Regions from separate parts of the Mus musculus genome. Here all the other regions are linked to region 3. The links are chromatin loops, found by intact Hi-C in ENCODE. Cell type or tissue: heart. All regions are shown on one strand. Links, peaks and the distances in the headings refer to the core of each region. The heading gives the core; the rest is flanking DNA.

Region 1 (4,000 bases), core at 1-4,000, 75 kb before region 3:
CAGAAGGAAAACTTCTGGATCACATAAGCTCATCGTGATGCAAGTATTACAGTGATAAATACATTTCTTAAGGAATTTCTTTCTGCAGTGGATTCTGCTGAAAGATGACTTAGGGGGTATCAGATAGATCATTTTATATAACTTTCCTGATACCCTTTCAGGCATCTTTGTACGTAAGGAAGCCAAGGGGGGCCCTGTGAGGCTCAGCAGGCTGCATAGTCTGGCAAAAAGCAGAGGCATCACTGTACCAGAGGTCACACTCTGCTATTGTTGACCTCCAAGTCAACTGATATTTCATTCATCTATAAAGTACTTAGTTGCAGTAATGGAGTATGAAGCCCTACTGCCCAGTGACTCACACTGCAGCATTACAGCCTCTGGCTTTGTGCCAAGAGTTACACTGACTGCTAGGGTCTCATAGGACCCATCACTGAAGGGGCTGCCTCCCCCCCCCCCCCCCCGTTTAGAAGAGCAGTCCCCCTTCCTCCTCTAGAGATAAGAGCTAGAAATTCCCATCTCCTTCTGCTCCCCCACCTCCCAACTCTGCTTCCACCCTGAAGGTTCTGGAGGTAACTGGTTGCACTGAGTCATCATGTCCCCTGGCTGGCTGCATTTCCTTCTTTCAACCAAGCCCGTTTTATCCTGCACAAGCATGAAACCTCTCTGCGTGCAGTTTCCTTTTCAAGTCTGACCCACACTGCTTTCGTTATCTCATAGGAATGTTAAAGAATGAGAATGGGCTGCGCTGTTTGTTCCGAAGAGAGACACAACACATTTCTCTTTCCCTTCGAGTTTTAATTAATGGATTAGCTCATTTTAAGTTTGTAGGAAAATCCAGAGGTCAGACAACTTTCAAAGCAGAAAATAACCTACCAATCTTAATGCATGAATTAGAAACTATAATTTTTAAAGGCTCAAATGTTTAAAAAAGAAAAGCTAGGTATACTTTGATAACAAAAGCCTAGAGTATGGTGTAATACAAACCTGAGAACTGATGGCCTCAGCCACGTGCTAAGTGGATCATATTGGAGACATTATGTAAATTAGGAATAATACTACCGGAAGCTCTTCAGGGTTGCTGTGAGAAGCCAGGAGGCTGTCTGATTCAGTCTAGCACCAATCCAAAAGAAAATGTCCAATGTTTAACTTCAAAGCAAATAAACAATTATGGAATTTCTTAACATCAAACTAGATGTGCTTTCCAGAGCACCCTTCCTGAGATCAAGTCCCAAATAATCAGGCTGCTGATGAAGAATTGTTGTCATAATGGAATCTACATAAGTGTTACTTTTACCATAATGGCAGGTGGTGGGAACGAATTAATATATTGAACATGTATGATAACACATATGGCTAATGCTTTCCTAGAGTTCCAATTGTGATTACCTGGCTACTTTAAAAAGCAAGTCCAGTTATTTCAAGTGTGTGAAATGTCTAGGCAAAGGTGGATAACAGATGCACTCAGGTGTGGGGAGACATGAGCAGGAAGGAGAACCAGTCTTCGCTGATGTCCTGTGTTAGGTATCTGAACTGGGTTTTGCACTTTCCACATGGTACTAGACACCTGTTTCTGCCACACAGCATCAGGGCCAGCAGTGTGAGAGAGTCCTATGAGAGTCTGGCAGACCCCTAACTCTGTGATTGGACATTTGTCCTGCTTGAGCCCCTGTTAGTATCTCATTCCCACAAACACTAATTGGCAATAAGCATGTGTTCCCAAAATAGGGCGTAATAGAATAGGCCGATATCATGCCAGGGTGCTGGAGGAAGGAACAACTAGCAGGGAGTGCCCACTGTTAACTCTTAGGATCAGGTTGCCACTTCCAGCTTGCAGCCTGTGCTTGGTTGGCCTCTAGGTGGTGCCCTTCTTTGACGGGCCCGATTAAAGAAAACCAGCTCAAAGGACAGAAGAGGGAAAGACTCATGCAACATGCATGAAAATACTGTTTAGCTGTGTCTGAAGCAAATGAAATCTCATAATATGTTTACACTGAGTCTGAAAATAGTAAAGGGAGCTGTAAATCATCTAGAAACCTATGGACCCAGGCAATGACCCACCTTTCAGCATAATCCAGGTTTTGTGAGGATTACTCCATAGGCCTACCCTTTAAAGTATAGAGAGGCATTCTAACTCACACCTGGCTGGGCCCCTCCTTGCCTTTCCTCCATGAGCTGATGCTTGTGTGATAAGCAAAGACAAGGATTTATGAAACAACCTTTAGCCCTCCCCTATTGAATATTTTAACCCGAGTACAGTTGGAACACCTAAAGAAAGATGACTAAGGCCTTCACTTTAACTGGCCTCTTTATTATTATTATTATTATTATTATTATTATTATTATTATTATTATTATTCAGATAATATGAAGTAGAAGCACATAGCTATATCATTCAACAAAAGTCAAGCAACATTTCCTCAGTGCACGCAGTACCCGATGCTGTGTCAGCCCTGAGCTCACACAGATAAGCAGGCACAAGCACTCTACTCTAGAAGCTTGTTTCCACAAGGAAACAGATGTATTGGTCTAAAGTTGATAACTGGATAAATGCCATTCTAACGATGAGCGATTTCCTGCAGAAACCCCATGGAAAGGGACTCCCTCTATTTGATAGGATCTGGACAGACTGTATAAAGGTGAGATTTGAACTAGGACTTGAAGCCATACTGACACTTTAAATGAAAAGATGGTGGCAAAGAGCACCATGGTAATTCAGGACATGCCATGTAGTACAGTGCTAAAAGAAAGCAGGGGCTGGGTAAGAGCAGGGAGACGTGGAGCTGGAACTTAAAGTCAGGATGCAGGCTGAAGGCCTAGCAGGCTGGGTTTTTAAGTGGCATGGTCATACCTTCATTGTGGACAGGAGCCTTGGGTGAATGGAAGGGGTAGATGGAAAGAGGGTGAGACTGGGAAAGAGAGAAAATGCTGAGAAACTGAGACAAAGACTTGGTGGCCTGAAGCAAGACTGAGGGTGCGTATGTAGATGTGTATCACTGGATCCGATCTTTGTAAATCTCTCAGCTTTCGTCTGAGCTTCCCTTTTTCACACACACAACCCAGTGTCACCACTCTCAGATGGCCAATGTTTGAAGAGACTGAAAGTGCAGTTCTTCATCAAATCGGAAGCAGCAGTTGATGCTACTACTCAATAATTTCCGTGTTCCCAGAACTTTCAAGAATGCTAACCAGGGTGTCTCTGCAGCAGAGACATTCCAGAACTGGCTGGGCCTAAGAAGTCGCTTGAGGAGCTTAACATAGATTGCTACCTTTCCCATAACTGTGAACTTTAGACCATCACAGAGCATTGCTTCCATTATATTTCAATTGTTTTCCAAGCAACAGTAGAAAGCCTTCTCAGTCCATGGCGGATGTCATCAAACTTTCAACATGTGTGAAGGACATGTGTTCCTTATGCACAAAAGGGCCATGGCAGTTCTGCCTAATAGCCCATCTCATACCTTTACACATTCAATGCTGGTAAAATTTCCTGGGGGTGTATCTGATTCCTAGGCTGCTGTAACAAAATCCCCCAAGTTGAGTAACATAGAAAAGCAAAACCATTCAGCCCCTTGGTCCTAGGAGATAACTATCTGAGTGCAAGGTATTGGAAGGGGTCCTCTCTAGGGGCCTCTCTCCTAATTCCTGGAGGTTTGCTGACACTCTATCTCTGCAACAATCATGCTTGTCCCTGTGTGTATTCGTCCCCTAATCTCTCCCTTTATACGAGGTTAATACTTCTCTTGGCCCACCCTCTTCCAACACAACTCACCCTAATTTACCTTCAACAACACTATTTCCACAGGTCAAAGTGGTGAAGTACTGGGGGCTCACATTTCAGTATGTGGGTGGTGAGAAGATAATCCAACCAGTAACACAGGGAGGAGACAGCTTTGGTCTTCTCCCTGGGCATCACTTTGTGAGTCTACTATTCTGTTTGGTTTTGCCCAGAGAGTCTCCTCTGGTCACTTCAGTTTCCTCCATCTGCAGCAGCAGGAAGCTG
Region 2 (4,000 bases), core at 1-4,000, 100 kb before region 3:
AAAAAAGCTAGTGAGGACCTTCATGGGCACACAATATGTGTTCAAACAATAACAACCTTTGGGAGTGGGACTTGAAAACAAGTACTATAGCTTCATTTATTTCCTGATGGTACCAGGAAAGAGGGATGACATTCTTTAAGGCTATTGATGAGTTGAAAATATGTGTCAGACTAGTACAAGCTAAACCTCTGCAGCTCTCCACCTGCTTACTGGCGTTCAGGTGTCTAAAATACATGTTCCCCCAAAGCAAATTTGGATTAATTTCCAGTATTCTGGAAAAAATATTCTCAAAATTTTTCTTTTTGTCCTCTTCCACTTTTGTAGACTATAAATATTTCAAAGTCTCCTCTGCATCCTCCTGCTATTACAGGCACCACACATTTTAATGACAAGTTTCTCAAGAACCTGACCATCGGCTGCAAGTTTGGATCCTCCAGGACCCTCTATGCTGTCAAGGTTTGACACCTCTGAGCATCAAATTTTCACTTCATAAAAGCTATTCAAATACATCCATGCTGTCACTCTTACCAGTGTCTATGTAATTATTTTCTTTGGTGGTAGGGGCTTTTACCAAAACTTTAAAATGACAAGACTGGCCTTTGGAGTAAAAACATGAATACTGAAAATATAAAGTTTGGACTTATATTTGCATGCATTTGCATATATAGGTAACTATCATGAGTTACTTTTCCTTTATTCATCTTGTTCTTTGTTCTTAGATGCACAGGACACCAAAATGCCCTTTTGCTTACTGCTAACTTTCTACATTCTGCCCTGCTGGAAGTCATGGTAGATTAATGTCTTTTCAAAGCCAGTATTTCCCTTTCTTTCCAGTAGATGGCAGTATCACATCAGGCTTACATATCTGGTTACTGGCCAGTCAAAGGAAGACTACAAAAGTGGAGAGTCTGGAGGACAGAGAAAGAATGTCATCTAAAATCGTTATTCTCCCACTGTCTTAGATTGATCCAATTTGACATTAGATTTACATCACCAAAGATAGCCCATCAGATGCCTGCAGGGATAGTTGAAAAGCTGCCTAAGCTTAGCACTCAGATCCAATAGGCCTCCGGGCCTTCTTGGGTAAAGCTTGAGACAGCTTAAAGGAATAGACAGTGTGATGCACAAATACAACTTTTACTAATTTTTCTATTGTAAATACATTTTGCTTCATATAAGTCTGTCTTGAAGATGCCAGAGCTACCATGACCTTCCACAGAAACAGGGTTACCACTTTTCAATGTTTTAAATAGAGAATGAGACTATCCTCAGAGAGAGTTTACAAGCAGGATATGAATATCAGGCTCATAAATTTTTAGTTATGTGTTGGATCTTAAAATGAAAATGGCTTCAACTTGATTACCATCCCAATGACCACACAACTACATTTGGAGTAGCTGATCCCGAGACTGCGTTCACCGTGTTCTGAAGAACTGCTAATCCAGTCCCTGTGTCTTCTGAAACCCAGCATCAATTTGTAGCCACTAATTCCTTAAAGCTCCTCATCTCCGGCTATGTGAACATGGACTCTCTGTGTACGATCTCCCCCATCCTGTCTCTCAAGCACTGCGCTGACTGCAAAGCAAACCACCTTGGTGAGAATAAGAAAATCAGGAAAAGCTCCCGGAAGATATTGACACAGTAAAGGTGTCCTTTACTCAAAAGTCTCTGAGAACAATCAGAGAGTAAAGATGGTACTGCATATGAAAACCGTAATGGTGAAGCACTAATCTGCATCAGTCAGGGCTGAACACAAATGGTAAAAATAATTCACACACATATTTACACACCCCCTACTAAAGAGTTCTTTACTGGATTAAAGCACACATCTTATTCTGCATAGAGAGAAGCCTAAATTTAAGCAAGAATAAAACAAACATATAGGCAACCACAGAGGAAGAAGGTACAAAAAAGGAACATTGGAGATATGGATATCAGTGAGATGCCAATAACTAAAATCAATACTAATATTGATGAGCATCCAGTGAAGTGCATTAAATTTGGGAAAGTGAACTGGACAAAGAAAATCCATAATTAAATAATAATGGGAATAACTATAAGTTAGATAATTTAAAATATTAAGGACTGGAGAGATGGCTTAGTCAGTAAAGGGCTTGCCACAAAAGCGTGAAAACTTGAGTTTGAACCCCCGGCACTCACATTACAACTAGGGTACATCAGTGCATGCCAAAATGTCAGCACTGAGCAGCAAAGCAGGAAACTCCCTGGGGCTTCCTGCTGAGCTGGTAGCTCAAGGTTCAGGAAGAGACTCTATCAAAAAATAAGATGATTCCCAGCACCCACATGGAAGCTCACAACCATCTGGCATTACAGTTTTAGGGCTTTCAATACCTTCACCTGGTCTCTGTGAGCACCAGGTCTCTGTGAGCACCAGACACACATGTGTTGCACATACATAAATACAGGCAACACACTCACACACGCACAAAATAAATACTAAAACAAACAAACAAAAGAAAACCTCTAGTGATTATGGTTGTGTGGACTTCCTCATAGGCTGTCTACTGAGTCTGTGTCTGCTTTTGTGCCATCTCCACACAGGGTTTGTTAGCAAGCTTCTGCAGGACAACTTGAAATCAGGTACAGCAATAGCAGCAGCATTGCCCGTCCTCCAGGGCCCTCCCCAGCCTGATCTTCTGTGCTTTCATAGGATTTTAGTGTTGTTTTCAAGTTCTCTGAAGAAAGTTGTGATGTTTTATCTTAGCCAAGTGGTACTACAGAGCAATAGTAATAAAAACTACATGGTAAAGTGTGGATACTTCATCCCTCTTTAGAATGGGGAACAAAATACCCATGGAAGGAGTTACAGAGACAAAGTTTGGAGCTGAGACAAAAGGATGCACCATCCAGAGACTACCCCACCTGGGGATCCATCCCATAATCAGCCACCAAACCCAGATACTATCGCATATGCCAGCAAGATTTTGCTGAAAGGACCCTAAAATAGCTGTCTCTTGTGAGTCTATGCCAATGCCTGGCAAATACAGAAGTGTATGCTCACAATCATCTATTGGATGGAACACAGGGCCCCCAATGGAGGAGCTAGAGAAAGTACCCAAGGAGCTGAAAGGGTCTGCAACCCTATAGGTAGAACAACAATATGAACTAACCAGTACCCCCAGAGCTCATGTCTCTAGCTGCATATGTAGCAGACGATGGCCTAGTTGGCCATCACTGGGAAGAGAGCCCCATTTTTATTGCAAACTTTATATGCCCCAGAACAGGGGAACACCAGGGCCAAGAAGTGGGAGTGGGTGGGTAGGGGAGCAGGGTTGGGGGAGGGTATAGGGGACTTTCAGGATAGCATTTGAAATGTAAAGGAAGAAAATATCTAATAAAAAATTGGAAAAAACAAACAAAATGACATGGTATTGATACAGAGACAGACAGATTGATCAGCGGAATTGAATTGAAAACCCAGAAATAAAACCACAAACGTATGGACACTTGATCTTTGATAAAGAAGCCGAAAATATGCAATGGAAAAAAAGAAAGGATCTTCAACAAATGGAGCTGGTCTAACTGGCAATCAGTATGTCGAAAAATGAAAATAGAACCATACTTGTCACTTTGCACAAAGTTCAAGTCCAAGTGGATCAAGGACCTCAACGTAAAACCAGATACACTGAATCTAATAGAAGAGAAGATGGGAAAGAGCCTTGAACTCATTGGCATGAGTGACAGGGGTAGTTTCCTAAACAGAACTTTAATGGCTGTTTCTGAGATCAAGAATTGATAAATGGGACCTCATCAAACTGAAAAGCTTCTGTAAGGCAAAGGTCAATTGGAAAAATTATCAACCTACAGATTGGGAAAAAATCTTGACCAACCCCACATGTAATAGAGGGCTAATATCCAAAATATATAAAGGACTCAAGAAGCTAACCTCCAAAATCCCAAACAATCCAATACAAAAAAAAAAAAAAATGGGATATAGAGCTAAACAGAGAATTCACAACAGAAGAATCTCGATTGGCCA
Region 3 (6,062 bases), core at 1,126-5,125:
AAGTGTTTCAATAATTTAAAGATTCCTTTCAAAGACAAGATTATGTGAACTCAGAGATAACTGAGCCAACAGACCGCCAATTTCTTCTATATGAACAGATAAGTGAGAGTTCACAGCATACATTTCAGGATGGCCACCCTCAGGAAGTACTCATTGTGTTAAAATTCTGTGATGGGGAAATGCAGGCTTCCCTGGTTGATCTGTGTCCACTTTAATAAACACCTGCTGTGCCAGCCACTGTGCTAAATGCTGTGACCCTCTTTCATCTGTACATTTTCCTGCTTAATCTTCCCAACAGCTGTGGGCTCTTCACAAAAGGGAACCGTGTTTACAAAGGTTTAAGCTTGCCAGGTTCTCACTGTTAGCACAAGACATACAGCCCCCTTGGAATCTATAATCTAGAGGAGGAAGGATCTGGCTAATGATAGCCTAAGGTGTTTGTCATCTTAGACATACATTAACTCAGTGTGACTCCCACAGGGAGCTCTGGGAAAGCCTTTAAAGAATGAATAGAACTCTTTAAGGTAAATGGTGGGCTGTGAGAAGGGACGGGGAGGTAGAAGAGAAATGTCAAGTTAAAGGGAGAAGATTCACAGAGGCGCAGGGACAGAGAGTGCCTGGTGGAGTCAGAGAACACAAGGGGTGATAGACAACAAATGACACCCATGGGTCCCAGGCTAAAGATAAGATTGGACTACCAAATCAAGTCCCTCTATGAGATAGACTTCTATTTTAAGAAATGCTGTCCAGGCACTGGAGAGATGGCTCAGTGGTTAAGAACACATACTGCTCCTGCAGAGGACCTGAGCTCAGGCCAGTCTACATCCAGGGGATTGGATGCCTCTGGCTTCCACAGGCGCCTGTATTCACATGCACTCACCCATACATGCATACGTACATACATATGTACCTACATATACATAAATATAATTTAAAATAAAATACAGGTTTAAAAAGGAAGAAAGACTTTCTGTAGCCTTGCACAAATCTCTGACTGCGAATGGGGTGGGGTAAAGGTAGCTCCACATCACTGCCTGGGCCTCAGGAACACGTGCACTGGGTTTGTCTTCCAAGGGAAGAGAGGAATTTCACTTCTCATCTAGACAGATTTATCGTAATAATTCTTGTACCCATTTCCTTGGAAAATTCTTGTACCTATTTCTGCTGGATGGGGAAGGTTTCATTGCCGTTGTTGTTATTTTTGTTGGTTAATTGGCCTGTTTTTCATCTGGTACTAAAATAGAATCTTTGATGTATCCGAGAGACGTAAAGCCAAGTGATGGAGTGAAGGTTCAGGAGGTGGCTGTGGAGATGGTATAGACTGGGTTGAAGAGGGCCGGCTTCAGCTCACACTGCTGCTGGAGTGTGTGAACGAATGTAGGAAGTTAGTAGTTGCTCTAACTGATAAGACTGTATTGGGTGGGGATACTTTGCAATGATGCCAGAGTTTTAAACCTAAGTAGCTCTGAGAATGGTGACTTCGCTGTAGAAAAGTAGGCAGTGATCTAAGAAGGAAGGCGGTAAGCTCATTTGAAACAGTTTTAACTGGAAATAATGAAACTCTCACAAAGCAATACCCAGAAACCGTCCCAAGGCCAGAGCTAGTATTCAGAAGAGAGTCGGAAAGGCTTCGAAGAGATGGAGCTGTGCACGGTGATTGTCTCTGCAGAAGAGCTGACCTAGGGCCTACCTCTGAGGAAGCAGAGGGAGGATGCTGTGCAGAGAGGCAGGGCATGGGAGTCATAGCCATATGCAGAGTTGGAGAAGTGAAGGGAGGGCAGGAGAAGGATGAAGAAGAGTTTGCTGATAAAGGACCTCTTCTCGGGCAGACACCCTGTCCTCCCAGCTCCAGTCTGTCCAGAACCCCTGGCTTCTGCTGGGTTTGGGCACAGATGGCTTTGGAAATAGTTTCTTGTCTATGTGTTGTTTGCTCTTAAGCTCACAGATTCACGTCCTATAATTGAAGCCCGAGGGACAGTAGAAAGGACTTGGGGAACCCTGAGAGTAGTTTCGGGAGTGTTGGGAGTCCAAACTGTAAGGTACATGGAGCAAAAGGGTGATAGGAAATGAGATAGGGCCCTGGATGTTGATGGCAGATGACAAAGGTTTGAGGGGGGTGTTTAAAAGAGGGGTTCTAAACTCTGGGGTTAGAGATCTGAAAATGCACCCCCTTCCCTCCACCCCTCCAGATAGGGTCTCCCTCTGTACTCAGGGTGCCTGGAACTCACTGTGTAGCCCAGGCTGATGCTGAAGGCGGAATCAGCTCCCCACCTCGGCTTCTAGAGTGCTGGGGTTACGGGTGTGAACGACCACGTGACATGAATTTGTTCCTACACTGCCATGAAGGCCAGTGTACAGGAGACAATGGAGACAGTTGAGAGGACAGTGCAGCCTCTGCCAAGGGGCTTGAGAAGGAACGGAGGCTACAGAGGAGCTGGCCCCTGGTGGGGGGCGGGGAGACACGGAACAGTGGGACATCTAAGAGGCAGACTCTGTGACAGCTATGAGGAAGGAAACCATGACCCAAGAAGAAAAATTGCTGACTGTAACTTCTAACCCTGCTGTTTATCAGCTGTGTGACCTGTGGTGAGTGACAATATTTCTTAAGGCCTCAACTTCCTTTTTGGTAAGATGGAAGCACTACCTTCCAACTCCAGCAACTATATGTAACTGTTCCACTTGTGGGTTTTGGGGGAGTTTTTTTCTTTTCTTTTTTTTTTCTTTATTTTTTCCCATTTCTTCTTTTTCTTTTTTGGTGGTGGCGGTGGTTTTTTTTTTTTTTTTTTTTTTTTTGGGAAAATACTTTGGGGAGCTGTTTTGTTCTCTTCACCTGGTAGAACAGAATAATTGGAATCTGATCTTCACGAACCCAGGAGGTGGGTCACTCTGTCTAGGAGATGGGATGCCATTGTCCCAAGAAACCAGGAAAAGATGTGTGGGAGTGTTGGCCATGGGCAGCGACATTAACTTAAGCGAATAACATTAACTTAATGACATTAAACATTAAATAAATGACATTAACTTAAATGAACAAAAGCATTTATGCACACCACTGCCACCCAGGTCTCTAAGTGTCAGGGATGGATTTCTGGAGGGCTCTGGCTCATGTTTGAACAGATATTGGGCCATTTGCCCTTAGCTTTCCTTCCTGAACCGTTCTCCTACCTTAGGGCTTCTAAGAAAGGCCCTGGCCACCCTGAGGATCATGCAACCTTAGAGCTAGTTATATCCAGTTAAGAGTATAGGCAGGTGAACTTAGGGGTCTCCAGCCACAGATCAGTAGCCTGGGATCAGTTTGGAAAGCCTCGGGCGGATGTGCTTGTTCATCCCGCATACTTTCTATGCCTGGCCAGCTCTCCTAGGGCAGCATGGCAGGAATTTGACTTTCATCTCCTGCCCATCTCCTGACCTCTGCTTTTTTTCAAAACTTGCTGAGTGTGTTGAGGCCCCGCCCTTCCCGAGCCCAGCCTGAGGCGTCCCGCCCCTACCGCTTTCCCAGCCCACTCCTGCTGCTTCCCGGAGGTGCCAGAGGAGCAGACTGTGGCCCATGGGGCCCTCGGTGCTGCCAGCCTGGCTGCAGCCCAGGTAGGATTAGGGGGCTGCGGGGAGGGAGGGGCCAGGGAACTGGGCAGAAGCCCACCCATCGGCTTTCACTCCCGCGAAGCTCCTGACTGTTTAACACTGCTCCTTCTGCCTGGTAGTGGATTGCATTTTCTCCTCCATAGCTCAGGACAGAGGCTTTGCTGTTTCCTTCGGTTTTTTAGTTTTGGAGATGAGGAAATGGAAGGGTGGGCTGCAAGGCCACCTCTTCTCTTTGTGCGCTCCCACAAGTTCTTCTCTTCCTTGTCCTTGCTGCGCCCTAGATTTTGGCACAGGGTGATTTTGACAGCATCCTGTAGCAGCAGCATCTGTCACAGGCCAGATTCCAGGGAAACTAGGGCCTGGGGGGAGTGCTTACCTGAAGCCTGGTGATGCTGATTGGCTTGCAGTTTTCCCCTTTTAACCCCTATAGCAGTTTTGGTCATCTGTTGACTGCTCCATAGAGTTTGCTTATATATCTTGTTTCTCAGAAGTTTCCAACTAAGAGAAGTCATTGTTAACACTAACAAGGCCACTCTACACATCCTTGTGCACACCGGGAAGCCCTTCACCTCCTTTTCCAGCTCCTCAAACCAAGAATCACCAATCTTCTTTTTTAAATTCAGTTTACACCCTGGCTGTCCTCTCCCCAGGAACCCACACACACACACAGCTTTACACTCAGCTTGACTTCCTTTTTTTTTTTTTGGCTGAGCAACTAAACTGCTTTCTATGTGCATTTGATGGAGAGAACTAGCTTCCCTTGTAAAATACAACAGGAGGCAGGGCCAGGAAGAACGAGAGTGCAACCCCAATCACAAAAGTCAGGTGTGTTCAATGACTGAGTCATAATCCAATTGTGACCACTCCCCTTTGATAACTGTAAGCCAGCTCTTTCAAGTTAATTTGGCAAGCTGAGCTACTGGAGTTCAAGCTGCCCAAATCAGTCCCTTTGCGTCAGTGTTTCTTCCCTGTCCCCTTCAACTTTCAAAGCTTTTCTCATAGTGGCTGAAAGTGTTAGAGAAACAAGGTTAGAATGTTATCAAAGATGAGAATGAAGTGTGGAAAAGAACTACCTTTGGTTTTAAGCAATCTCAGTCAACATACTCTTGTTAGATAAATTCATCCCATCGGACTCTCATGGGTTTGGAGGGACAACCCAGTGAAAGACCCCAATATAGAACTCTGACCTGGAACAGTTTTCTTTTGCTTGCTCAGTTTGACTGGTACATTACATTAAAAGATGTGTTTAATGGCATTTTTCTGTATTTATAGGTATAGGAAGAATGTATATCTTTTCATCTATTACTTAATTCAGTTCTGTGGCCACTCATGGATACTGGCAAATATGACAGTCAGATTCTTCTCATTTGGGAAAGGTAAACACTCCTAAATGGTTTCGATTTCTAACTATTATCCCTGGATTCATCTGGCCTCACTGATTTTCATTTTGAACTTCTTGCATCCTGCATCTGGAACCATTCACGTCTCTGGAGTTTGTTTTTCCATAAGTATACTTAACTATTTCAGACTTAAAGGGAGAAGATGAGACCAGGCGAGAGGGGCCTGTCTTGCCCCAGAGCTGCCAGTTTGCTCTGAAAGCAAAAACCTATCTTTGGAATGTTCCATTTTGGTTCTGCACAAAACTCATAAATTAAACACATTTTGAAAAGTCTGTAAGTTCCAGCCTGACATTCTGTGCAGAGCAATGAGAAATTAATAAAATTCCTCCACTGCGTACTCATCCCCAGACTTAGGGTAGCTGGAGATGGCCAGTAACTGAATGACAGACAAACTTTATGCCCCCAAGACCCTGTTTGATCCCTCAAGAAGTAATACGTACATGACACACACACCGATGACTAGTCACCGACAAGCAGTTGGTATTGATGACTTGAATCATAAGCTTCCTTCAGTTTCCTAAAAAGTCAAGAATTCATGCTTTAAACTATTCACTTCAGATTGTTAAAGAGTGAATCACCAAGTGACTGTCAAAACAACCTTCTCTGAGTCCCATCCCCACATGAGTAAGTGTCATTACAGTTTACAACTGTTTGGTGACTTGACAATTTGAGCAACTGCTGGTTTAGCTAAAAACAAACACGAGCGTAGCTGGAAAAAAAAAACATGCTGAACTCATCAATCAAGTCTCCTGTATCACACTCATCTGTTAGACAGTAACAAACTCTCCTGTGTCTCTCAGTCTTACTGAAAATGTATACAATCTTGCCTTTGTTATTAATCTCAAAGCCAAAGCAGAAGGCTTGAATGTCAACCATGAGAGCTGAGAGTTTTCAACCAGAGGAAGACTGAGACACAAGTGGTAGGAGGCCATCAGCTCTGTAACCTTGTTAGGATAGGCTGTGTGATCAGACTGCAGCTCATTTACACCCCAGGCCCCAGTCAAGAATTCTGATGTGGCCCTAACCCTAGAGTGGGCGAAGTAGCCTTAGCCAAATGTCTTGCCACTATAATTGTAGCAG

The links. Hi-C counts contacts between places; a loop is a spot of excess contacts. Peaks named below come from ENCODE experiments on the same cell type or tissue, not always from the same donor. Only the 100,000 strongest peaks of a DNase experiment are listed, where the experiment ranks them.
Region 1: it touches region 3 in a loop (4-fold over the local background); 7 of 42 quality-filtered maps call a loop at or near these places.
Region 2: it touches region 3 in a loop (2.3-fold over the local background); 2 of 42 quality-filtered maps call a loop at or near these places.

Annotation. Positions count from the first base shown.
Region 1 is chr4:88,512,449-88,516,448 of GRCm38, reverse strand. No RefSeq gene overlaps it. Among named protein-coding and RNA genes, the nearest start is that of Ifnb1, 8.3 kb to the left of the region's middle. In heart, for the core only: CTCF peaks have their summits at 311 and 1,851 (motif pointing right); DNase peaks (open chromatin) are centred at 618 and 1,808; H3K4me3 peaks cover 606 bases; H3K27ac peaks cover 1,205 bases.
Region 2 is chr4:88,540,917-88,544,916 of GRCm38, reverse strand. No RefSeq gene overlaps it. Among named protein-coding and RNA genes, the nearest start is that of Ifna15, 15 kb to the left of the region's middle. In heart, for the core only: no CTCF peak of the experiment used is centred there; no DNase peak of the experiment used is centred there.
Region 3 is chr4:88,436,356-88,442,417 of GRCm38, reverse strand. It overlaps Hacd4 (3-hydroxyacyl-CoA dehydratase 4), which reads left to right and starts at 3,503. Exons shown (of 7, transcript NM_025760.5): 1 at 3,503-3,585; 2 at 4,855-4,958. The coding sequence starts at 3,548. In heart, for the core only: no CTCF peak of the experiment used is centred there; a DNase peak (open chromatin) is centred at 3,467; H3K4me3 peaks cover 961 bases; H3K27ac peaks cover 1,401 bases.